Linked DNA regions of Mus musculus: all the other regions are linked to region 2. A link is a loop called in an ENCODE intact Hi-C map of the cell type or tissue named here. Cell type or tissue: heart. All regions are shown on one strand.

Evidence for each region. Hi-C counts contacts between places; a loop is a spot of excess contacts. Peaks named below come from ENCODE experiments on the same cell type or tissue, not always from the same donor. Only the 100,000 strongest peaks of a DNase experiment are listed, where the experiment ranks them.
Region 1: it touches region 2 in a loop (2.2-fold over the local background); 5 of 42 quality-filtered maps call a loop at or near these places.
Region 3: a loop joins it to region 2, with 8 times the contacts of the local background. A loop is called at or near these places in 15 of 42 quality-filtered maps.

What each region holds. Positions count from the first base shown.
Region 1 is chr2:170,124,957-170,132,956 of GRCm38, reverse strand. Zfp217 (zinc finger protein 217) reads left to right here and starts at 1,737. Exons shown (of 6, transcript NM_001033299.3): 1 at 1,737-1,909. In heart, CTCF peaks have their summits at 1,874 and 3,226; DNase peaks (open chromatin) are centred at 1,746, 2,396, 2,576, 5,559 and 2 weaker places; H3K4me3 peaks cover 4,519 bases; H3K27ac peaks cover 5,453 bases.
Region 2 is chr2:170,314,758-170,322,757 of GRCm38, reverse strand. It overlaps Gm34542 (a long non-coding RNA gene), which reads right to left and starts at 3,533. Exons shown (of 3, transcript XR_375322.3): 1 at 3,274-3,533; 2 at 867-990. In heart, a CTCF peak has its summit at 3,368 (motif pointing right); DNase peaks (open chromatin) are centred at 487, 3,367 and 5,767; H3K4me3 peaks cover 1,749 bases; H3K27ac peaks cover 2,924 bases.
Region 3 is chr2:170,114,935-170,122,934 of GRCm38, reverse strand. It overlaps Zfp217 (zinc finger protein 217), which reads left to right. Exons shown (of 6, transcript NM_001033299.3): 2 at 2,182-3,916; 3 at 6,677-6,793; 4 at 7,363-8,000. The coding sequence starts at 2,530. Among named protein-coding and RNA genes, the nearest start is that of Zfp217, 12 kb to the left of the region's middle. In heart, a CTCF peak has its summit at 6,082 (motif pointing left); DNase peaks (open chromatin) are centred at 2,294, 2,714 and 6,044.

The DNA of each region.
Region 1 (8,000 bases), 190 kb after region 2:
CTGTCCCATCTCCACACTAGGGTTTTTAACTATCAGCTATTGTGTTTACAGTATTCAAGGCTTCAGAGTGCAAAGGTTATCCATTAACATGGGGACTGAAGCTCAACCTCTATCCACTTTACTTGGTCATAGTTTTCTTTGTTTTATAGCAAAGCTCCCCTCCCTCGTTTTTTTTTTTTTTTTTTAATTTGGGGGGGTCAAAGTTAAATGAAGTCTTCTGCTTATGAATGCTTGCTGAGCTGTTGCGTTTTGATCGTGAATATTTATAAGGCTTTAACCTTATAAATATTATAGTTTATGATATTTATAGGGTAAATATAATACTTTAGAGAAAGATATTAATCTGTGGTGAGAAAAGGAACCCTAGTACTAAAAATGATCAATATCTTCTGGGCTTGGATGAGAATCAGGGCTGGCTTAAGGATCTACTTCCAGCGATGCTAATTAATTGTGAGTAAGTAATTGATTCACTTCCTTTGAAAAAAAAGACTAACGAGACCATATGTGGGTTGGTAGTTCTATGTAAAATGACAGCAAAAACATTCTACAAGGCAGGTTCTTGCCCCTTGCTAAGCTGTCTTCTTGAATTCTTCTTCCTATTTATTAAGGACTGCGTTGCTTACCAGTTCCGGTCGGTTCTTTTTTGTCCCGTTCCCCCCCAACCCCCACGCTTCTTTTTGATTTAGGAAATGGGTATGTATGCTTTTCTTGATGTTTTCCCACTTTTTGATACACCGAGGGCCAGCTTGAAAAAGAAACAAACAAGTTGACTGTTCGGTGTTAAGCAATAAATCTATTTTACATTTGAGTTCATTTGCATTTTGGAGCAGAAAAATTATTGGATGTGATTGTGGCCGCCATAGTTCCTCCCTGGGGCTTGCTTAAAACGGGACATCAGTCCCAGGCCTTTGGAGTCAAACCTTTTCCTGTCTTATCTTCTTTCATCTTTAATACGAGTCAGGAACAAAACAGAAGGGAAACGCTTTAAGTGAGATGGGCATAAAGAAGTGTGTGGTTTTTGTTTTTGAGCACACTTTTAAGCCTAGTTTCACTCAAATGAATTTCTCTGCAAACTAAGATTTATTAGGTACCAAGTCCAAATTCAGATATGAAACTATAATAGAAACACAAGCCCAGGGTGTTAAGGAAGAAATAAAAAGGCTTTTTGAAGATAACAATTTAAGAGAAAATTTATTCTTTTTAGGTCTCGGACCTTCCTCACATTGACTCTCTGAAAGTGTTAACCTTCACAACACCTCAGAACACCGCTATCCTGTGAGCTCCCGAAGCCAGTGGCAAGGTTGGTTTATTTTTAAATTTTTATTATTATTATTGTTGTTGTTCGTGATTCTGGGCGACCGGGGAGTTGGGCAACCGGCCCCTCCCCTCCTCTTCCCTCCCCTCCCGGGGCGCACCTTGCAAGGGAGGGGGAGGCGGCGAGGGAGGACTGGCTGTGCGCCTGCGTGCTGCGTTTGCAGCCCCCCCCTCCATCCCCAGAATACCTGTCACTGGAACCGCCCGGGCGCGAGCGCGCCACGTTAGGCCGGATGGCGGGACACGGCGCGGGGCGCGCGTGCGCGGGAGCCCACGGGGTGGGAGTGGGGTGCGCGCGCCGCTCCGCGGGGCTCGCGCCTCGGGGGGTCCGAGGGGGGCGTGGCCCGCAGCGGTGGGCGGGTCGGGGACGCGCTTGCGCACACGCGCGGTCACAGAGGGGGCGTGGCCGGGGGCGGGGCGTCAGGCGGCGCGGCCGGGGGGGAGGGCGCAACAGCTGCTGCGAGCACTTTCTGCCCCAACAGTCCCCCCGCCGGACGCCGGCCGCCCGCCCGCCCGCGCAGGGACCCCGCGCCTGCACTGTCCCCGCGCGGACGAGTAGGGGGCGCCCGCGCCGCTCCCTCGCCCCGCGCCGGAGGTGAGCCCGGCCCCCCGGAGCCTCTGTGGGGGTGGGGGTCCCGGCGCCCGCGGCCGTGGGAGGCGGGCATGGCGCGGCCCCGTCCCGGTCCCCGCGCCGTCGGGGCTAGCGGCAGACGCACAAAGGCCGCGCCGCCTCTGCCGCTCCTTCAGCCCCGCGGCTGGGCGGTGCAGCCGGACGGCCGCAGGTAAAGGGGCGCCGGGGCCGCGTCCCCACGGCTGCGGCCGCGCGTGGGGCTGGGAGGGACGGCCGAGACAATGGCCTGCCCGGCGCGGCGTGGCCGTCGGGGGTCCGGGCCCCTGCGGGAGCTGCGTCCTGCCAACCAAGGAAGGTGTTCGGTTTCACTCCCAAACTTAGAACGTCCCGCAAACTCCCGTGGGAAGTTCGTGCGGGTTGGCGGGAGGCGGCACCGCACATCCGAGGGCGCCGCCCCGTGCGCCTCAGTTTAGCCTCAACGCGAGCGGGCGCGCAGTGAAGGGCGCCCCCGCCTCAGACCCTCGGCGCACGGGAAGCGCATTCTTGGGCGGGGAGGGTGGGGGTGGGGACAGCGGGCGGGGATTTTTCCCGAAAGGTTTGCTTCCTGAAGTGAGCCGAAGTCCCGGGGGCCCACTTCTGGGACCCCCAGTGGGGGCCGGTCCGCACTCACACAGTAGTAGAAACTTTTAAACTTTTTATTGTTTGGGTCGGGGGCTCGGGGTGGTCGTTCCCAACCTTAAGGGCTGTGTCCTGTGAGCCTTAGTTTCTTTCTCTGAGAAACAGGCATTCCTGAGCATGCGTTGATTAAGGGGCACCAGCTTGGGGTCCAGGGCTGTAGGGCACCATGTGTACCCCAGGATCCCGTGGCCAGTTTCCTGGTTTGGGATGGGTTGGAGCCATTAAGTTGTATGTTTTAAGAGGCCTAGGTCTGATTTAGTTCAGGTTGATTCAATTATGTCTTCATCCCTTTTGAGGTGGTTGAATAACTTGACATGAGATTAAGGCCAACAAAAGAGGAGGCAGGGTAGCCACAGCTGCTGGCCATGCCTGGCAACTAGGTAGGGGCCTCAGGGGGCCTTTCACCTCTCTTTGTAAGAGAAAAACGTCCACAGCCTTCTTGACTACTTTTCCCAGAGTAAATCGACCACCTTGGTACCAAATTGGATATCAGATGTTAAGTTTTTGTTTCGAGAAGGATTAGTAACAGGTCTAGTTTCAAAAAAAAAATTTTTTTTTTTTTTTTGTAGTGACAAGTGCAGAGAACTAACCTTACTGCTTTCTGTCTGGGGAGTGTATCTATCAGACCACTAGTTGGTGCTTAGTTACTGTGCTGAGAACTTTTAAGGTGTGTCCTTACTGGTAGATGACTTTTCCCCCTCCTGCTGGAGAAGTCGTATTTATTTTAGATACTGTTTTTTCAAACCTGTGGAGCCTGGTGGTATATTTAGGCTATCTGGTTATTTTGGTTTTAATTTTGAATCCTGATTTGATTGAGTCCCTCCACCATGCTGCCAGCTTTCCAGTTATGTAAGTATAAAATCCAAGAGGCAGTGACCTCTGAAGACTGAGTTGTGGATAGTTAGCATTAGTCATCCCTGGGAACTTCCATATTTTGGCTCTTTAGACTGCACCTTGGTCTGTGTGCAGGAGGAGGAAGCAGGGGGAAGACCTGACTGGAGGAAGGCCACGTTTCTTTACTCCTTTCATCCTCACTCCATCTCCACACTTTGCAGTGTGATTTCCTTTAGTGGGATAACTGGCAGATTGAAAAGATCGACACTCCCTGATTGTCTTGGCTTCGCATTATCCCCTTTCACTTCTTACTTTAAAAAAGGAACTAAGATACCACTTAGAAAAGTTTTCCCTTTATGCTGAAGAATCTATTTTAATAATAGCTCTCTCTCTTTTTCTCCCCTCCCAGGTGGTAGGGGAGGGAGAGGGGGAGAGAAAGTTCTGACTCTGGCTTCTTCACGGGGGAGGGATTTGCATTTTCTTTGTTAGCCTCCATTTTTGGCAGAGAAACTTGGGGTGGATAGGAGCCCCTAATCCTTTCCAGTGGGCTTGTTTTGGAGGAAATCTGAAAATAAGACATAATCATCAAGTCTCTTATAAACTGATGAAATAATTGAGGCCTACAGTGGCCCTCGTGACTCAGGCTCTGTCTCCTGGCAGATAAGTGCTAATCACTTTTCTCCCTCAACATCACTTGAGTAGGAAATGCTGTTTTGCCACAGCAGGGCTGCCATCCCCCACCCAGGAGCCCTCTTCATTCGGAGCTGCCTGATTAGAGCTGGGGTTCCAGATGAGCTCCTTTTTCACCTTATCAAATGGCAGGCTTTTCCTCACTCGTTCCAAACATGATATTGGTTGACAAGAACTTTGGAGTAGTTTTAATGACCCTTGACTGCCTAAAACACAGGACGTCATAAAATATCTGCTGTGTGACTGCTGTGAACACAGATGACTGGGGCCTTCAAGTACTGCATAGGAAGCTGGGTTTCCAGGCGGCTAGAAAAGCATTATTCTTCGATTATTCAGTCTCATGTATGCTGTGTGGCCTGCATTTTGGATTTTTGAGGTCACTAGCTATAATTTGTTTTAAATGGCTGGATCCTGATTCCTCATTGCAGTTTTAATTCCGTGGCTATGTGTGTAATTAATAATCTGGAAAGTGGAAGCTGAGACATCAAAAGTGGCTTTTCCATCTTTGGAATCAGAAAGAACAACTTCAGGCAGTTTGGGTAAACTGTTGACTATTAGTATCAAAATGTAGTTAGTAGATCACAGCTGAGCGTATGGAATCATTTCTAATTTAGGGTTATCAAAAAATAAAAACCTGGAGGACCAGCTACTCAAACTGAATTAAAGGATTTCTATCCTAATAAATATTGTGAACCAGGATAGGTTTAGCTACAGGCACGAAAGCGAGCTGTGAATGTGGAGGAGCCTCAGATCTCACACTTCACCTCCTGATTTTTCGGGGAATGGCTGTTAACTAGTTTAAATGCTCGTGGAGGAAGGTGTATTATTACACAAGGGAAATGTCTTTGGCCTTGCTGTGTAGGGCAAGTCTGGTGGAATATCACTTAATGGCCTCCTTGTGGGGGCACTGTAGAAGGAGCTGAAAAGCTGGCCTTTCAGTTAGGTGATCTGGATTAAGGTTCTTGGCCAGCCAGTAATATAGCCAGGCAAATTTGCAATGGTATGCGGGCCAAAGGGTTTTGAATTCAGACCACGAGGGCAGATAGAAATCTTGCCTTGAAGGAAGTTAGTGGGGGATGGGAGAGGGGTACACTACCATTTTCTCCTAAAACCTCCTTCTGATGAGCAAGCTCAGCTCTTGGATATGTTTAGCTTCCACAGAAATGGGGGACTGTGTGTGTGTGTGTGTGGGGGGGAGTCCCTGTTAGCCAGCTGCTACCACAGATTACCCCTTTATGCTGTGCTGCCTGAAGAGCTTCCACTTGAGCGCTTGTTGACTGCAGCTTTCTAAACAGGCTGTTGCTTCCTGCCCAGGCTGGCAACATTAGGAGCTACTAGAAATTTGGGGCCAGTTTGGTAATTTTATGATAAAGGTGAGAAATAAATTCAATGAACCTGGCGAGGCAGCTGAGCAAAGGTGTACGTGCAGGGGTGAGTCCTCTTCCTGGCTTTGTTCTTTAGCATTTCCAGTTGACTTTGGCCTGCCCACCCCCGGGTCAGGCTGGTTCTCTTCAGGGTGACTGTGGTGATGGTTCAGATCTAGGAGTGCTGAGTGGCCAGGTGGCTGTAAAACAGTTATCATGGGAAGAAGTCATTTGTCTGACACTCTGGATGGTCCAGTGCTCAACAGGACACCAAGCAGTTTTGGTGGCAGTTTTTATTTCCTAGTAGTAGATGATTTAACTCTTAACATGTAAATCTTTCCAGCAATGAATGGTCTTATTTATTAAAAAGAGGTTTTACTTTTATTTAGTTTGAGATGCAAGCAGGTAACTAGCATTTATTTAACTTTATGGTAAATGGAGGAAGGGGCAGTCTGAGGTTGAGGACAGTGCAGCCTGGGCGTGAAGGGTATTTCTGAGCTCGCTTTTTACTTGAAGTAGTTAAATTGGCTCTGATTTAGACTCTGCCCATTTAACCTTGGGCAGAAACTTGGGAAAAAGTGGCTTAGTATGTAGTTCTTGGTGCCACATAAAGGGCTTACAGTTTGATGATGGTGTGCCTGTGTGTGTGTGCGTGTGTGCATGGATGTGTATATGTGTGTATTTATGTGTACAGATGTGCCAGGAACATGGACACTGAGTCACTGTAGTCTCTAGTGTTGATAGCCTAGGTAAGTGTGGGGTTTGCTCCTTTAGGCTCCTGAAACCCTTTCCCTCTATGCAGTTGGTCCTGGCAGATCTCAAAGCACATGACATGTACGGTTGCCCTGAACAAGCAGAAGTTAACTGTGAGAAACTTGGGACACCAATGCTCCATCTTGTCTACTTGATAATTTTCAAGAATGTCATTTGTCCCATAAGATGTTTTAAAGCAGATCAACATGGGGCATTTGAAAGCTTGTTTACAGATAAGTATCTTTAGGTTGATAATATTGAAAGTAAAACTGGATACTTGAGCACACCTGAACTGATTCGTGGTGAGTCAGGCAGTTTCCAGTTTATTAAGAAAGGGTTGGAGTTTATGTCTGGCAGTCCTCTGAGCTCATTCTGTTGGAGTTGGGTGTTTCTGTAGGACTTGGAAGAAATTGGGCTGCTTTGCCCAGGATCTTCTCACCTTGCCTTCAAGTAGTGTTTGACCTGTGATAGGTGGCCTTATGATGCTGAATTTAAACTGAGAATTGTAACTACCCCCCCCCCCCCTGCTAGGAAAGTTGGCCTGGCCATTTTTCCCTTGGAATGTTGTGGAAAGATCAAAAGAGTTCCAAGGTTTAGGGGCCTTGGAGATGGCCCAAAAGGTCAGGCCACTTGCCACCAACACCAAGCCTGATGGATCTGCATTTTGGTTCTTGGGACATACATGTTGGAAGGAGAGAACTGACTTCCTACAATTGTCTGCCCTTTGATCTCCACATGCATTCTTTCCCCCATACATACACAATATATATAGGTTTTTTAAAAATGGCAGGTTTGATTGTTCCTATAGACTGTGTAGAAGTAAGTTAGTCCTTCTACAGGGTCAGAAAAGAAGAGTAGGCTAACATCCTTTGCTGCTTTGCAGAGGACTTGAGGTGTTTGGTCTGTGTGCACTTCTGAGCATTCTGTGTGTGCCTTTAGAGGCTAGAAGAGGGTGGCCTGTCCCCTGTATCTGGAGTTAGAGATTGCTGTGAGCTGCTGTGTGACTGCTGGAAACTGCTCCTAGGTTCTCTAGAAGAGTAATCCGTAATCGGTGCCTTTAACTATCAAGCCATTGTCTCCAGCCCTAATTTTGTACTTCAACTGGGAATTGTGGGTGGTTGTGACACATGCTTTTAATTTCAAAATGGGCGGGGGAGGGGTTGTAATGGAGTGGGGGGCAGAGGTGGATCTCCATGATTTTCAGGCCACCCTGGTCTACAGAGCATATTCCAGGACAGCCCAGGCTACACGGAGAAACCCTGTGTTGAAAAACCAAAACAACAACAGGAAGAAAGAAGGAAGGAAATTAATTGTCCAGAGCCTAGTTGTGTGATTCGAGTGCCTTAAGGCGTTTACTAGAGCATCTCTTACCTGAGTGAAGGGTTGGAGCCCATGGCCGATCCCTGCCTGTGAGAGCCCTAAATGCTGTGTCAGCAGACAGTTACTCTTCCCTCCTGACTTGGATAATCTTTACTAAACGTGAGCTAGCATACTCAATGGGAAGAGCACAGATGTGTTGTCTGAAGGCTGTGGGCATATTTATGGACTCCCAGTCCAAGTGCAGGAGTGGTCACAAGTGGTAGTTCCCTCACTTAACTCTTTTGAGCAGTTTATCGGCCTTTGCAGTGTCTTGTATAATTGATAACTTTGCAGTCAGGTACTTACTGGTAGAATTCAATGTCACTTTAGTCACACATCAGTGTCTAGTTAGTGACTTTAAGTAAGAATATCAGACATACTCGAGCCGTGAAAGCCATATGCTTCTTACTGAGTTTCAAAGATTGTTGTATATAAAA
Region 2 (8,000 bases):
TTCTTCCTTGACTAGCCCAATAAATCAGCAAGGTGGAAGGAGGTACTAATTAAGTGATAGCTGTAAGTAAATGATTTTATTCATAGCATCTCAATTTCTTCAGGTGTGCTTTTCACCATTTCTGTCTTTTAGTTCAAATAAACTCCAACATGAAAATCAATCTGCTGTGCATTTAAAGACACCTACACAGAAGGTCTGAATCATTTGCCAGATTTAAGCCCCAAATTTTATTTCCATTTTGGCTGAAAGCAAACTGTTCCTTTTAGGGCTTGGGAGCCTCTCGGTTTCCCACATTGAATGACATTCTAGGTTTTTGTGTAACCTCCTCTGCTCCGCACATTCTAGATAACTGCTACAATCACTAACTTTCTCATAGCCCCACCCCCACCCCTGCTGTGCTGTCTCTGGGGATGTGGCCCTTTCCAGTGGCTGTGGCTGTGGATTATCTGAGTAATTGCTTCAGTTCCTCGCTTGTTTTTGAGCTGAGGGCCAGCCTGACCTCAGGGCCCACTGCAAATGACTCAACAGTCAAAGTGAGAGTTTCGTCACTAAATGTGGCCCTGTTTGCTGTAGCTGTTTTCTCTCTCCCAGATTACTCAAATACCATCTGGCTAAAGTCAAGTTGTCTCAGAACCCACAGAATCTCTACCACGGGCTCTGTAGGACCTCTGAAAACTCAGCCATGTTGCAATCTCCTTTGGAGACTATGCAATGATTGCATGCTGTCAGCCCAGCCTCTCCTTCTGCCTCGCGTCCTCCCAGGACCCTGTTGCCTCCTGCTAACTACTGTGTATGCCTTATCTCCCCACAACCTTTGCTAAGCCAGAAGTCAAACTAGAGGCCACTTTCCCAAGTGCCCCATTTACCTTCTTTTCCTTCTGACAGTTCCAGATAAATCCTCAGCAGACTGTCTTTCCCCATCTAACACAGCTCCACCGTGTCTTTGGGGACTTTGTGACATCACCCAAGAATGTATCCTTAGAAACAAAACTGCAAAACCCAGAACACCAGGAGACAATTAAAGAAATTTTCGATGGTGAGATCACAAGTAGTAGAGACTTCTCCTTAACGGGCAGCAACTTTCACGCACTCAGCACTCTCCTGAGGCAGTTTTGCAAACAAGTTAACAATACCCTTTTCTGACCGCTCAGACCATCTTTAAGACAGAGCCTGTTTTGAATGAACAGTGTACAGAATGTACAGTATGCCACCAGGCTTTGGCGGTCCCCAGGGAAAGATAAAGGAAGATGTGTCCAAGAGGAGCCTTCCTCTTTCTCTTTCTCTTTCCCCTTTTTTCTTCTCTCTCTGGCTCTTTGTGTCTCTCTCTCTCTCTCATTTCATTTCTCCTTTCTCTCTTTCATCTCTCTTTCTTTCTCTCTTTTCTCCATCCTTTCCTCTCTTTTCCTATTTCTTCCTCCCTCTCTCAAATTCTGTCTTTTATCTCGCTCATTTCTTTCTCCCTTTCCTCTTTCTCATTTCTTCTTTCTCGCTTTCCTCATTTTCCATTTTCCCTTCCTCTCTCTTTTCCTTTTTCTCTCTTCCTCCCTCTCTCGCATTCTGTCTTTTCTTTTCTCTCTCTCATTTCTTTCTCCCTTTCCTCTTTCTCATTTCTTCTTTCTCGCTTTCCTCATTTTCCTTTTTCCCTTCCTCTCTCTTTTCCTTTTTCTCTCTTCCTCCCTCTCTCGCATTCTGTCTTTTCTTTTCTCTCTCTCATTTCTTTCTCCCTTTCCTCTTTCTCATTTCTTCTTTCTCGCTTTCCTCATTTTCCTTTTTCCCTTCCTCTCTCTTTTCCTTTTTCTCTCTTCCTCCCTCTCTCGCATTCTGTCTTTTCTTTTCTCTCTCTCATTTCTTTCTCCCTTTCCTCTTTCTCATTTCTTCTTTCTCGCTTTCCTCATTTTCCTTTTTCCTTTCCTCTCTCTTTTCCTTTTTCTCTCTTCCTCCCTCTCTCGCATTCTGTCTTTTCTTTTCTCTCTCTCATTTCTTTCTCCCTTTCCTCTTTCTCATTTCTTCTTTCTCGCTTTCCTCATTTTCCTTTTTCCTTTCCTCTCTCTTTTCCTTTTTCTCTCTTCCTCCCTCTCTCTCATTCTGTCTTTTCTCTCTTTCCTCTCATTCTCCGCTCTTCCTGTTGCACAGCTGCAGATGGACCAGGAGACCCCAAGTGTGTCCAATCACCGGCCCCACCTGAGCCACACCTTCATCTTTACTATTACTACTAACACCGCACCAAGTGTCAAAATTGAGCTCACTCTATATGTAGCCCAGGCAAGCCTTGACCTTGCGCGCCTCCTGCCTCAGCCTCTGGCGTAGTAGGGATTAACCAAAGCCACTTGAGATTTTCTTCAGTCAATAAATCCTTACTGTATATGATGGCAACACACTCCTGAGTCCAGTACTTAGGAAACTGGAGGAGGAGAATTGCCATGAGTTTGACGCTAGCTTGGCCTACCTAATGAGTATTCGTCTCTAAATAAATACATAAAGAAGTCTTATCAGTGCCTCTCCCAGCAAGCCCTGCATGGGGCCTCAATGCTGTGGTGGGTGGGGATTCTGGTTGGCTATTGCTAATAATATACCCAGAACCTAAGTCCAACACACTAGCTGCTGGAGCAGTATTCTCAACCTTCTTACAGTAAATGTTAAGGTGATACCCCCCCACACACACACACACGCACCATAAATGCATTTCATTGTTACTTCATAGCTGCAATTTTGCTACTGTTATGAATAACAACGTAAAAATGTCTGATATGCAGAAAAGTGGGGGATCGTGACCCCCAGGTTGAGAACCGCTGTGCTAGACACGTGTTACTACCTGGAAGTGATTGTATAGTCATGAAAGTGAAAATGCCATTTCTTCACTTGTATAGCCTTTCTTTTCCGTGTTGGTTGGAGTTATTATGTCGGATAGGACAAAGAATGTTCCTACCAGCCTAGATTCTCTGCATGGCGCTGGAATCAACAGTCAGATTCCAGCGGACATTCCTGGATTCCTTCTGCTGGGTCACTCAGTGCGGCTTTCTCCAAACCTTTGTCTTGTAGGATTGGAGAAGTTAGCACGTTTTCCTCGCCCCCCGCCTCCCGCCCCTCCCTCCTCCCTCTCTCCCCATCCCTCCCCTTCTCCTCTGACCCTCTCCCACCGTCTATCAAACCCAACGAAGAAGAGAAAAACAACCTAAGTGATTTCACTGATTGTCACTCAGTCCACCACCAACGCCAAAAAAAAAAAAAAAAAAAAAAAAAAAAAAAAAAAAAAAAAAAAAAAGCAGGACTGACTTTAGTTCCGCGTTTCCGTTCCCGTCATGCACCAGAGCCCGTGTGCACCAGGGAAGGTTGCTAGCACGGTCCTCGCCCCCAGCAAGCTGCCTTCATCTCCCCAGCAGAGGGCAACTGCGTTTCAGCTTCCTGATGGAGAGTGTTTACACCGCCGTTGCTGGGGGGTGGGGTTTAAAGATGGAGTGGGCGTGTGTGTGTGTGTGTGTGTGTGTGTGTGTGTGTGTGTGTGTGCGCGCGCGCGCTTCCAGTGATACTCTGCGTATTGAACGGCAATGCAGGGTACCAGATAATTCTGGCTATCTGAAGGGCAAGCCGTGGGAGCTTGGCGAGCAAAGTCCTACTTCACAGGAAATTCACGCCTGGCATTCCAGGACAGCACAGGGACCTGGCCCAGGGACTCTGCAGACCCTGTTCTGTGGTACTCTTATTAAGGAGGGAGTGTCAAGTCAAGCTGGAGACAACCAGGCAGCACTTACGGCCTCAGAGACAGACACAGATGCCCTTTCTTGGGATCAGACTGGGTCTGGAGGGCAGGCCTGTCAACAGCTGGACAACTTATTCACTTCTGCCAGGCCACAGCATGGCGGTGGCTATACAAGAGGACATGCCAGGGACTAAAGGGGCTACAATATTCACGAGCTCCTCTCTGAAGACCTGCACTAGCCCATCTCCCTTCCCCAGTGGCTCTGTCTCGGTCATCATCTCCCTCAACAAGACTCTCAGCACAAGGATATGAAGACAGACAGGTACCTGGGAAGGTGGGAGAGGGAAGAAGAGAAGAAGGAAGACTATGTAGGTGACATACACATATTCAGGTGACACGGAACTAATTATGTTGTAACTAAAAAGAAAATTCAAAGCAAATCAAGGATATATCTGATATCCTTAAAACACATATCCAGAAGGGCTGGGGACTTTGATACCAAAGTCAGACTCACATCTGTAATCATATTACCCGGTAGACTGAGACAGGGAAACTGAATTCAAACCCAGCCTGAGCTATATAGAGTGTGATTCTGTCTTGGGGAAAAAGAAAGCAAAATAACATAAAATTTAATATACATGAAAAGAAAGCTGGCTGAAGAAACAAGCTCAAAGCCCTGGATCCTGTCCTGATGTCCAAGAAAATAAAGTCTCAAAGACCTGGAGAAACGACCAAAGGTTAAGAGCACTGGCCGCTCTCGAAGACTAAAGGCTCATTTCCCACAATCTACTCTATGGGTAACAAGTGTCTATAATTCCAGTTCCAAAGGATCTGATGCCCTCTTCTGGCCTCCATAGGCCCTAGGAACACCTATGGTGTACACAAATATATGCAAGCAAAATATTCATACGCATACAACTAAAAGAACATTTACTAAAGATGTAGCAAGACAGCACCGGGCACAGCTGGATATGGGGATTCATCGCTTTTGACTTCGAGCAGTTGGCTTGGGTGGGTCTCCTCTCTAAGTCAGCCCCTGCTGGCTTCACCTTGATGCCCCCTTATTTTTAAACCCCTGTTCATCTAGACAGGACTAATGTGTGGCCAGGCCTTGGGCTCAACACTTTGGCTTCTTTCTGCAGAAATCTTTCAGGATCACCAAGAACTGCTAAGTCCATGTGAACCCAAAGAAACTGAAAGTCTTCCCACACAATTCCTGGCAGTGTGTCTGAGATAAGTAGAACCTTGTGACAGTGAAACAGTGCAAAATAGAACTCTGTGTGTGTGTGTGTGTGTGGTGTGTGTGTGTGTGTGTGTGTGTGTGTGTGTGTGAGTGTGTGTGTGTGTGTGTATGAGAGTGTGTGTGTGTGTGTGTGTGTGTGTACATGAGTGTGGTGGTTTGAAGAGCTTTGACCCTCATAGACTCATGCGTTTAAATGGTTGGTCCACAGGGAGTGGCACCGTTAGGAGGTGTGTCTTTGTTGAAGTATGTATGACCTTGTTGGAGGAAGTGTGGGGAAGGGCTTTGATGTTCTATGCTCAAGCTCTGCCCTGTGCAGAAGAGGCAGTCTTCTCCTGGCTGCCTTCAGATCAGGATATAGAACTCTTGGTTCCTCCAGCACCACATCTACCTGCATGCTTCCCACCATGGTGAGAATGGACTGAATTTCTGAACCTGTAAGCCAGCCCCAATTAAATGTTGTCCTTTATAAGAGTTGCTTTGGTCATGGTATCTCTTCACAGACATTAAACTCTCCCTCTCCCTCTCCCTCTCCCTCTCCCTCTCCCTCTCCCTCTCCCTCTCCCACTCCCTCTCCCTCCCCCTCCCCCTCCGCCTCCCCCTCCCCCTCCTCCCTCTCTCTCTGTGTAAGAGAGAGAGAGAAATGGACACAGTGTGTATAGGGTTGTGTATTCACCATGGCCCTCTCTCATGCTGAGTAGTTCCAATCAGCAGCATGCGTGACTGAGGCACACATCAGATGCTGCTGTGACATTTCCGTTTTCACCCTTCCTCTTCTGCTTCTGTACTGCCTGTCACGTTCCCAAACACAGGACAACACTTGGGGCATCTGATTCCACTAGTGACAGTGACATCATGGTCTGCAAAGGGACAGGGTGTCCACATGTCACCCAGGAATGCAGCAGAGTCACAGAGAAGTGTCACAGAACATAAATGAGGAACATCCAGGTAGAAGTAGACACCGAGTACAGGGGGGAACCACTGGATTCTTTTAAAATGTCAGTATCATAAGCAGCAGAGGACAGAGCAGTGGGACCTCCAGAGTCCAGGAGCACACAGGCAGTCCAAGCTTGAGAGGCTGGATGCCACAGGTAATGAAAGGTGTCTCCACACAGACAGGTTCTCCACCCGGCTCGTGTATGTGTGACTTTAGCATAAGTGCAGGCTTACCTTCAAAGCTAGAACAGCTACCGTCAGCATCCCCTCGCTTTGTCACACTCTGGAGAGAGCAGCTCCTGACTCATCGTGACATGTAGTCAAATGAAGAGCCCATATTTGCATCCAAGACAACTCATCAGTACAGAGTCAAGCATCTCTGTCCCTGAGTATTTGCGTAAGTCACCCGAGGTCCAAGAGGCTGGCTGTAAGTTTCCAGATAGCGCAGCCACAAACTTCCCTTGTCAATGCAATTAATCTGATTCTCTTCACTTTAGTCTCAGGCAGACTTTTCAGACAAGGGCAAAAAGTAGCCACATTCTTCACCAAAATACCACAAAAACTGTCTTTATGCCACATTCTGAAATTCTTCTCCTTTGAAATCTCTTAGGCCAGGTCAACACAGTTCAAATACTCCCAGCAACAAAGTCTTCCATATTCCTACTAGGAATTGATGACCCATTAATCTCCATTTAAAGCATTCCACTGTGTTGCAAATCCAAAGTCACCAAATCCACATTCTTTCAAAGGAAAGCATGGTCAGGTCTATCACAGCAATACTGGTACCAACTTCTGCCTTATTTAGGGTTTTACTGCTGTGAACAGACAGCATGACCAAGGCAACTCTCATAAAAACAATATTTCATTGGGGCTGGCTTACAGGTTCAGAGGTTCATTCCATTATCATCAAGGTGGGAGCATGGCAGTATCCAGGAAGGCATGGCGCAGGAGGATGATACCCAGTGGCTCTCAGTTCTTCTGTTTCTTCAACTGGAAGATCTCCCCTACTAACTGCACAAGCCCTGACCCTTCACACTGCTCTTTCGTAGCTTGGAAGTGCTTACCCAGTCTTCCATAGCTGTTTGTCTCTGCACTTCGGGCCTAGCCCATTTGCCCTAGCTCTCTAGGTACTATAGGAGAGCAGGACTAACCTAGAGCAGAGGAGCACTAACCTGTAGGAGAGGAGCACTAACCTATAGGAGAGGAGCACTAACCTATAGGAGAGGAGCACTGACCTATAGGAGAGGAGCACTTACCTATAGCAAAGGAGCACTAACCTACAGGAGAGGAGCACTAACTACATTGTCATTCCAACATGGGTGCTCCCTCTTGGAAAACATGTGTTCTTCAAGGGCAGGGCCCTCCAGAGAACAGCTCCCAACCCACTGGGTTCTGATGCTTCCTGTCCCCTCTGTCACCTGGAAGACTGTTCCCCACTGGTGCTAAATGGTTCATGTCCTTTGGCACATTCTCAGTTCTCACTGCTCTGGGGAGCTCTTTCTAGCTCACTCTTCTTTTCTTTGGTGTATTTTCCTCCGAGAACATATTTCTATCTGGGCATGTGTGTGTGTGCATGCACACACACACACACACACACACACACAGAGGCTACAGAGGGAGCAGCAGATAGGAGCGAATATTTCAGAATCTCATCCCACCACCACTGGGCACCCACATCCCTGAAAACCCCTTAAAAGCCAGGAATTTGTATCTTTCTCAGCACTGTACCCCAGCTCCTGAAGCCAAGCCTGACTTATTAGGTGTTGAGTAGTTATTTTTATTTTTGTTTCCAGATGAGTCTCGGGTAGCCCAAGCTAACCTGAAATTTAAATCTGTAGCTAAGGATGACCTTGAACTCCTGGTCCCCCTGCATCTCCGTCCCGTGTGGGATTACACGCATGCACCACCACGCTTTAGTCATGCAGTTCTGGGCATCACATCCAGTCTGTGCCTACTAGGCAAGCACTCTACCAACTGATGGCCCCAGATGGCCTATACTTCTTGAACAAACGAGCAGAGGTGGATGCATAGTTGGTGCTCCGAAAATGCACAGATAGGAAGACCAGTGTTGGGAGGTTTCACCTGACCCAATTCAAGACCCAGTACAAAGCTACACATGATTGACAG
Region 3 (8,000 bases), 200 kb after region 2:
CTAGGACTTGAGTTGAGCACAGTTAGACTAGTGAGCTGTTGTGGGACCCTCAGGAGGAGGAGGAGGTGCTTCCAGCTTTGCCTTCCCCACCTGACTGCCTGCCTGCCTGGGACAGACAGGTGCTTCCTGTGGCTGTGTTCTACTCCCTGCATGGTCAGGGTTTGAGCCAGGGCTTGGTAACCTTTTCCAAAGGGACCTTGCAGAGGAATGATATTGTTCCAGAAGCTGAGGCTTGACAGTCAGTGGGGCCCTCCCTCCTGTCTACTGTCTCCTGTGCCCTAACTCAAGCACGGTTACTTTGAACTCTTTTGAGATAGGGTTTCATATTAGTTCCTGGTTGGACTGGAACTCACTATTGGATATTGCTACTTTTTTTCTGCCATTAAAAAATGGTTATTATAGCGCTTCAAAGAAGAAAGGACACCTTGTAACTGACTGTATTCCAGGTGCAGTAAACCCTCTGGCACGGAGCAGGACCCGGTCAGCAGGGTGTGGTCTTGTCTTTCCCGACTATGTACTTAATTCTTCATTGAACATCTGCCTGGGTTGTGGGCGTCTGCTTAGTGATTGTGTAGAAATCTGAGAATGCTGCCAGAGCTTTGGTTGTGTGGAGCTGTCCTCGGCCATAGACAGCGTATAGTGCTTGTCCACCTTGCTGTAGTGTTAACCACAGAAAGTGCACCCTGGGTTGAGTTCACTTTGTGACACCTTGAAAGTCCTGACTTAGGCTGGACCTTAGTTCTCAGGTCTCTGTTATGTCATAGGATGGTAACCACTCCAGGTACTTGTCCTCCATTGTGATAGCAACAAAGGCAGAAACTAAGATAAAGCACTGCCAGCAGCTTGCTCCTCGCCAGTCTGTGTCCTGGAGTCTCACAGCTGCTCACTGGCTAGAAGGGGAAGAGCCAGCTTCATTCATGACTGCTGAGGGCTGGGAGCAGAGAGGGGGAAGAGAGGACCGTGGCAGGTGCTCTGGTGCCTTTTTGTTTCCTTGGGCTGAATTCACAAACTTCATAGGAAAAGAGGCAGGGCTGACTCTCTGTGCTGTGAAGGACATTGACTTTTTTAGGGATTAAATCTTCAGGAGTGGAAACTGGAGTCCATAGAGTCTAAAGCCACTCCCTTCTCCCTGGCCAGTGGCTCAGTGGAAGGCGAAGTGAGATGGGTAGGAGGTGGATTTTCTGAAGGAAGAATGAGCCACACAGCCAGGTCTGAGGAGGCCTGTTTGAGATGTGGACCAGAGCCGGGCGTGGTGGCGCACGCCTTTAATCCCAGCACTTGGGAGGCAGAGGCAGGTGAATTTCTGAGTTCGAGGCCAGCCTGGTCTACAGAGTGAGTTCCAGGACAGCCAGGGCTACACAGAGAAGCCCTGTCTCAAAAAGCCATTTAAAAAAAAAAAAAAAAAAAAGAGAAATGTGGACCCTGAAAGTAAGTGGCCTCTGCATCTAGTAGGTCATTTCCCCTTTGAAGCTCAACCCTGCACTGCAGCATCAAGTGCCTGGAACAACAGGGTCCTGGGCTATGCGTAATGAAGGAGATGTTCCTGTGTCATCTGCTGAGGGTTTGGACCTGTCTGATTTTGTCAGCTCATTTTCATAACTTCTTTTTTGAGACAGGGACTCCTCCTTATGTAGCTCTGTCTATGTAGACCAGGCTGGCTTTGAACTCTCAGATCCACCTGCTCCTTCCTCGTGAGTGCTGAGATTGTAGGCATGCTCTACCGTGTTGTGCTTTTGTAACTCCTGTAGTCACTGGGTAGGAGACAGGTGTATATCTTGGTGGCATCCCAGACAGCCAAATTGGGGACAGTTCTATCCTAAAGTTTATCCTCTTTGTTTTCGAGACTGTGTTTTATGTTGATCAGGCTTTGAACTCACTGTTGTAGCCCAGGCTGGCCAGCCTATCATCGCCCCTTCCTGTTTAAATTTGGCATTTATATTTCAGTGAGCAGAGCTCTGCCTTAAGTCTCCTGACTGGTTGAAATTCTACTCACTTAGTAAGTGTATCCACTGGGAAATATGCTAATGATTTAATTAACAAACATGTTTAGCAGGCTGCATTATGGATTAGTTAAAGGTGAGGCAGTTGACTCTAGTCCCTTTTGTGGAGAAGATCATGTGACTCATAGGCCAAGCCCTGTTCCTGAGCCTTCCTCACTGAGACTTGTTTTTTTCCTTTCAGATTTTGGAAATCCCTTGTCTTCACATTGCCGGGATCAACGTCTTGCTCAACTGAGCCACTCACCAGTGGAGATGGACAGAGCTGTTGCCCTCGTGCTGACGCACATCTGACTCACAGCCTGGGGCAGCTTGGATGCCTTGTTTGTGCAAAGAGCCATCTCCATCACTGAGCTCTCCCAAGCTCCGGAATATACTCGTCCCTCTGACCTTAGAGGTGCTCTGATTTTGACACCCAGGGCTCTTAGAGGTTCTGAGTGGTGATATCTCACAGGCGGCCTTATTCTAACTGCAGAGATCCTCAGCAGATAGTGGATTACCCATCCTGTCAGACCCTGAAGTGGTTGGCAGCATGCCGACCCAGTCCCTCCTCGTGTACATGGACGGGCCGGAAGTCCTCAGCAGCTCTCTAGGCTCCCAGATGGAGGTGGATGATGCTGTGCCCATAAAAGGGCCGGTGGCAGTCCCCTTCCGAGCTGCTCAGGAGAAGAGCATGGCCGTGGCAGAGGGCCACATGCCCCTGGATTGCATGTTCTGCAGCCAGGTCTTCTCTCAGGCGGAGGATCTCAGTCAGCACGTGCTGCTGCAGCACCGGCCCACCCTCTGCGAGCCAGCTGTCCTGCGTGTGGAGGCCGAGTACCTAAGTCCCCTTGATAAAGCTCTGGAGCCAACAGAGCCAGCATTGGAGAAGAGTGGCGAAGACCCCGAGGAGTTGAGCTGTGATGTGTGTGGGCAGACATTCCCAGTGGCTTTTGATGTTGAGAGCCACATGAAGAAGCATAAGGACTCCTTCACGTATGGGTGCAGCATGTGCGGGAGGAGATTCAAGGAGCCGTGGTTCCTGAAGAACCACATGCGGACACACAATGGCAAGTCTGGCACCAGGAGCAAGCTTCAGCAAGGCATGGAGAGTCCAGTCACCATCAATGAAGTGGTCCAGCCGCACGCCCCTGGGAGCATCTCCACGCCCTACAAGATCTGCATGGTCTGCGGCTTCCTCTTCCCAAATAAGCAGAGCCTCATTGAGCACAGCAAGGTTCACGCCAAAGAAACTGTCCCCAGTGCCAGCAACGTTGCCCCTGATGACCACCGAGAGGAACCCACGTCCCCGAGGGAAGAGTTGCTGCAGTTTTTGAACTTGAGACCCAGATCAACTGCAGGTAGTACAGTGAAGCCCATGACCTGCATACCTCAGCTTGACCCGTTCACCACCTACCAGGCATGGCAGTTGGCTACCAAAGGAAAAGTGGCCGTTGCCCAGGAAGAGGTGAAAGAGTCAGGCCAAGAAGGAAGCACAGACAATGACGACTCATGCTCAGAGAAAGAGGAACTAGGGGAAATATGGGTTGGGGGTAAGGCGGAAGGGTCTGGAAAGTCCAAAACAAGTAAAAGCAGTTGTCCAGGTCTCTCCCAAGACAAAGAGAAGCCTAGACATGCTAATAGTGAAGTGCCTTCTGGGGATAGTGACCCCAAGTTGTCCAGTAGCAAGGAGAAGCCCACGCACTGTTCTGAGTGCAGCAAAGCCTTCAGGACATACCACCAGCTCGTCCTGCACTCGAGGGTGCACAGGAAGGACAGGAGGACTGATGCCCTGTCACCCACCATGGCTGTGGATGCAAGGCAGCCTGGGACCTGCTCCCCAGACCTCAGCACCACTCTGGAAGACAGTGGGGCCGGGGACCGAGAAGGGGGCTCTGAAGACGGGTCTGAGGATGGACTCCCTGACGGGCTCCATTTGGGTGAGTACTCTGCTGCCTCCCGGGCAGCGAGCGTTTGCTGCAGGGGGCTCTGGGAGTCAGGCTATCATCTCCGTGCTTTGTGGTAGCACTGTGTAGTCTCATAGAAGCATCACAGGCCTTTTTAAATGTCTTTAATAAGGAGGTGAGTGTAAAAGGCTGGTCCAAAATCCCATTATGAAAGGGCTCTGTATCTTTTGCTCCCAGAGGACTTAGTTTTTATGGTAGTGCACCATGGGGATGCTGCTGGCTGCTTCAGGCAGTGCCCTGAGGAGGCCATGACCTGGTGCAGAGTGCTAGGAATTATGGGACCGAGACCTAGGACTTTACCAGCTGTCTGGCATTCACTTCCGTTGTTATACAGGACTGCCTATCACAGCCTTGTTAATGCTTTCACCTACATGGGTTTCTGGTGCTCCCAAAAGGGTCAGGGAGGCTTCCTCAGCGTCCACTACTCACGCAGTGGGACTACTTGCCCAGTGTACTCTGATCGCTTTGGTGTTTGTGAGGCCAGTGTTGATGAGGGAGCTTCTGACGTGGTCTTTTGCTGCAATCCAGAGGTGGGGGCCCACTTCTGAACCCGCTCCATGAATTTGGTGTTAATAGAAAAAAGCTTTTGTCCAGTCTCCTGACTGATGTGAGCCTAGAGCCTTTGGAGTAAATATACCTGTTTCCCATCTTGCTGCCCACCCCACTTGAACCATTGTTTGTTAGTTAAAGTAACTAACACTCCTGATGTGTGGGCATGGCCCATGGGTTCCTTCTAACACTTCCAGATGTGTGTGGCCACTGGGTAGGTAGTATGTTGCAAGTCCTCTCTGAGACCAGAGTGAGTCTGAATAGTAAAATCTGTCAGCCACTGTGCATGTGAACCAGCACCCAGTTCTTTTTCTGGTCACTACTGCATTTTAGGAACGTTGCTTTCATGACACTCGGAGCTTAGCATATCTCACTCCTTAGTCCCCAGAAAGGTAAAGATACATGGTGTCCATGATGTCATGAGAATGTCAAAGATGGCCTCAGCACCTGTGCAGTTCTGCAGCATCAGCACTGTGGATCCCTAAAGTCGTTTACTAGTCATTGTACCTGGTGGACAACTTGGTGGGGTCCTGGGGTAGGCGTTTTGGCCTGGCTTGCCATAGGTGGGAGTGCTGGAGTCTGGCTGCGGTTCCTGGTGACCCATTATACATTGCCCGACCTTTCCTTGAGATTTCCCTGTTTGCAAAATCGAATCATCCACTTTGTGGCATCCTCCTAGGCTGAGCTCAGCCTTAGTTACAACCCTGCACAGAACAGCATAGTCCAAGTCCCAGGCCATAAGGCAGGTGCCAGATGTTGGGAAGGCCACGGCCTGTGTGTTACAGAGGTATCCCTAGCCATTTGAATGTGATGTAGCGAAGCTCACACTGTGACAGCTCAAGGCAGGGTGAGCTGTGGGCAGAGTTGTGAGTGCAGTGGACCTCCCCCACTGTGCTGCCCTCCAGTCTGCTTTACTCTTACTTTTAAGAAGTTGAAAGAGAGGCTGTGATGACTTTTCAAAGCCTCTTAGACCATCTTAGGGAGTGGTGTGGTGTGTTTATGGATCCCCTTCCCTAACAGGATCTGCTGTAATGGAGGTGGTCCAGTCCATCCACTATGCCTGTTTTTGCCCAGCTGTGTGGGTCACCTGCCTTTGGGAGTTAGTAACAGTGCAGCATTTGACAGAGAAGGGAAGAGGCCTGTAACTGAAAATAAAGTTTTGTAAGGCAAAATTTAGTTTAGTTTTGGACCCCAGGTGGGGACGTTTGTGTAGTTGTGATTGACTGCCCTGCTCCACCATGGCCCTGATCTAGACTTCAAGAGATATACCTCCCAGATAGGACTGACAGAGACTAGTGGAGCCATCTTATCTTCACGGATGCACATTATTTACAAGTTGGTGGGCTGGTGAGAGTGGAAAGTCCCAGCCAGTTTAGTTAGTCTGTCCTCAGTGGGTCCTTCTCATGGGGCACTTCAGCCTTGCCTTTGAAGTCTGGTAAGCCAGGCCTCTTTTGAATAGGAGATTGCTTGGAAACCACAGATTTCCATCTCCCCAAACTTGGCTAAATTTTGATCAGCTTTCCTAGGTGCTTGCCCAAAGCCAAGTCTGGGCTGTTTCTGAGGTTATTTTGTGCTTGCCGCCCTCTAGTGGTAGTTTCTATATTCCCAGCCTGTTTTCTGCTGGCTGTTGGGAGGTTTTATATCACCTCCAAATACTGGTTCTGAGTTCTGGCAGTTTTTCTGTCCAGTGGGCACACATCTACCTTAAGCATGAACCAGTTGTAACGGCTGCCAAGTGTCAAGAACAGAAAGTGCCTGTCAGGTTTCATCTCTTAAATGGTCATTCTTAGGATGGAAGTACAAACCTCTTTAGGGCACCACAACCCTAAGACACAGGGTAGTGCAGAGCCTGGTGGCACACAACTTTAGTCCCAACACTATGGAGGCAGGGTAGGGGGTGTTTGTGTGTGTGTGTGTGTGTGTGTGTGTGTGTGTGTGTGTGAGTTCTAAGCCAGCCAGGGCTATCTATATACCTTGTTCCCAAAACAAAAGCACACAGTCTAAGACATGAAAGGCTGCCCGGTGGCATTTTGTATGTTATTTTAGGCTTTGAAACTTCTAAGCAGAGCTAAAATAATTCTTTAATGGTTTCCCCCAAATGTTTTGTGTTGAGAACCTGGAGTCTGAATTCTTGAGTCCCGCACTTGGCCTGACTGACACCATTATTTTTGTTTCTGCTTTAAGATAAAAATGATGATGGAGGAAAAGCGAAGCCCCTCCCGTCCTCGAGAGAGTGTAGTTACTGTGGCAAGTTTTTCCGTTCAAACTATTACCTCAATATTCATCTCAGAACGCATACAGGTAAAGGACTGGGGTTTTAAAACATGTGTTGACTACAACAATTGTGTGCTGCTGTGTAGTTCAGATGGCTTTAGTGTGTGGTGTTTGCAGCTGTTGTATGTCTACAACATCACTGCAGCTTGAATACTACTGGCTCCTGTTTTGAGGCTGGTTTATGGTTACCATATCTTAAGGCAAACTCGTAATGTTTTGAAATGCCACATTTGAAAACCCTTTTATGACTTTGGAGTGAAGCAAGGGTGTATTTGGTAGTTTGGATGTAGGTGCAGTGATGGTGCGGGTGAGAAGGTCGAGGCTTCCATGACCTGGGTACAATGGTTAGTCCACTGTGCTGAAAAAGTGCGCAGATGCTGCCGTTGGGCAGCCATGAAGGTTGGGTCAGTTAAAGCGTGCTCTTACTGGGAACCAGGTTTACATTTTCAATTGCATTGCACTGGGGGCATTGGTGCCCTAGCTGTGAGGATTGGCAGAGGGAACAGCCCATGTTTGGTGTCATAGCTTGCTTAGCTTGCAGAGTTCTATTGGCACCTTTCCTAAACATCATGATACAGTGGCATATCTCGTTTTAGGTGAAAAACCATACAAATGTGAATTCTGTGAGTATGCCGCAGCCCAGAAGACATCTCTGAGGTACCACTTGGAGAGACATCACAAAGACAAGCAGCCGGTGGATGCTGCCGCTGAGTCCAAAAGTGAAGGCCGGAGCCAGGAGCCGCAGGATGCGCTACTAACGGCTGCTGACAGTGCGCAGACCAAAAATTTAAAGAGATTTCTTGATGGTGCCAAAGATGTTAAGGGAAGCCCACCTGCCAAGCAGCTTAAGGAGATGCCTTCTGTCTTCCAGAGTGTTCTCTCACCAGCACACAGCAACGATACTCAGGATTTCCATAAACATGCAGCTGATAGTGCTGAGAAAGCGAGGAAGAGCCCTGCCCCTACTTATCTGGACATGCAGAGAAAGAAAGCAGGGGAGCCTCAGGCCAGCAGCCCTGTCTGCAGACTAGAGGGGGTTGGGTCCTTAGCACGGGAAGCTGGCCATAGGGAGAAGATGGATCAGGATGCTGACTACAGACATAAGCCCGGTGCTGACTGCCAGGACAGGCCTTTGAATCTATCCCTTGGGCCGCTCCACGCCTGTCCTGCAATCTCTTTGAGCAAGTGTCTGATCCCCAGCATTGCCTGCCCCTTTTGTACTTTCAAGACCTTT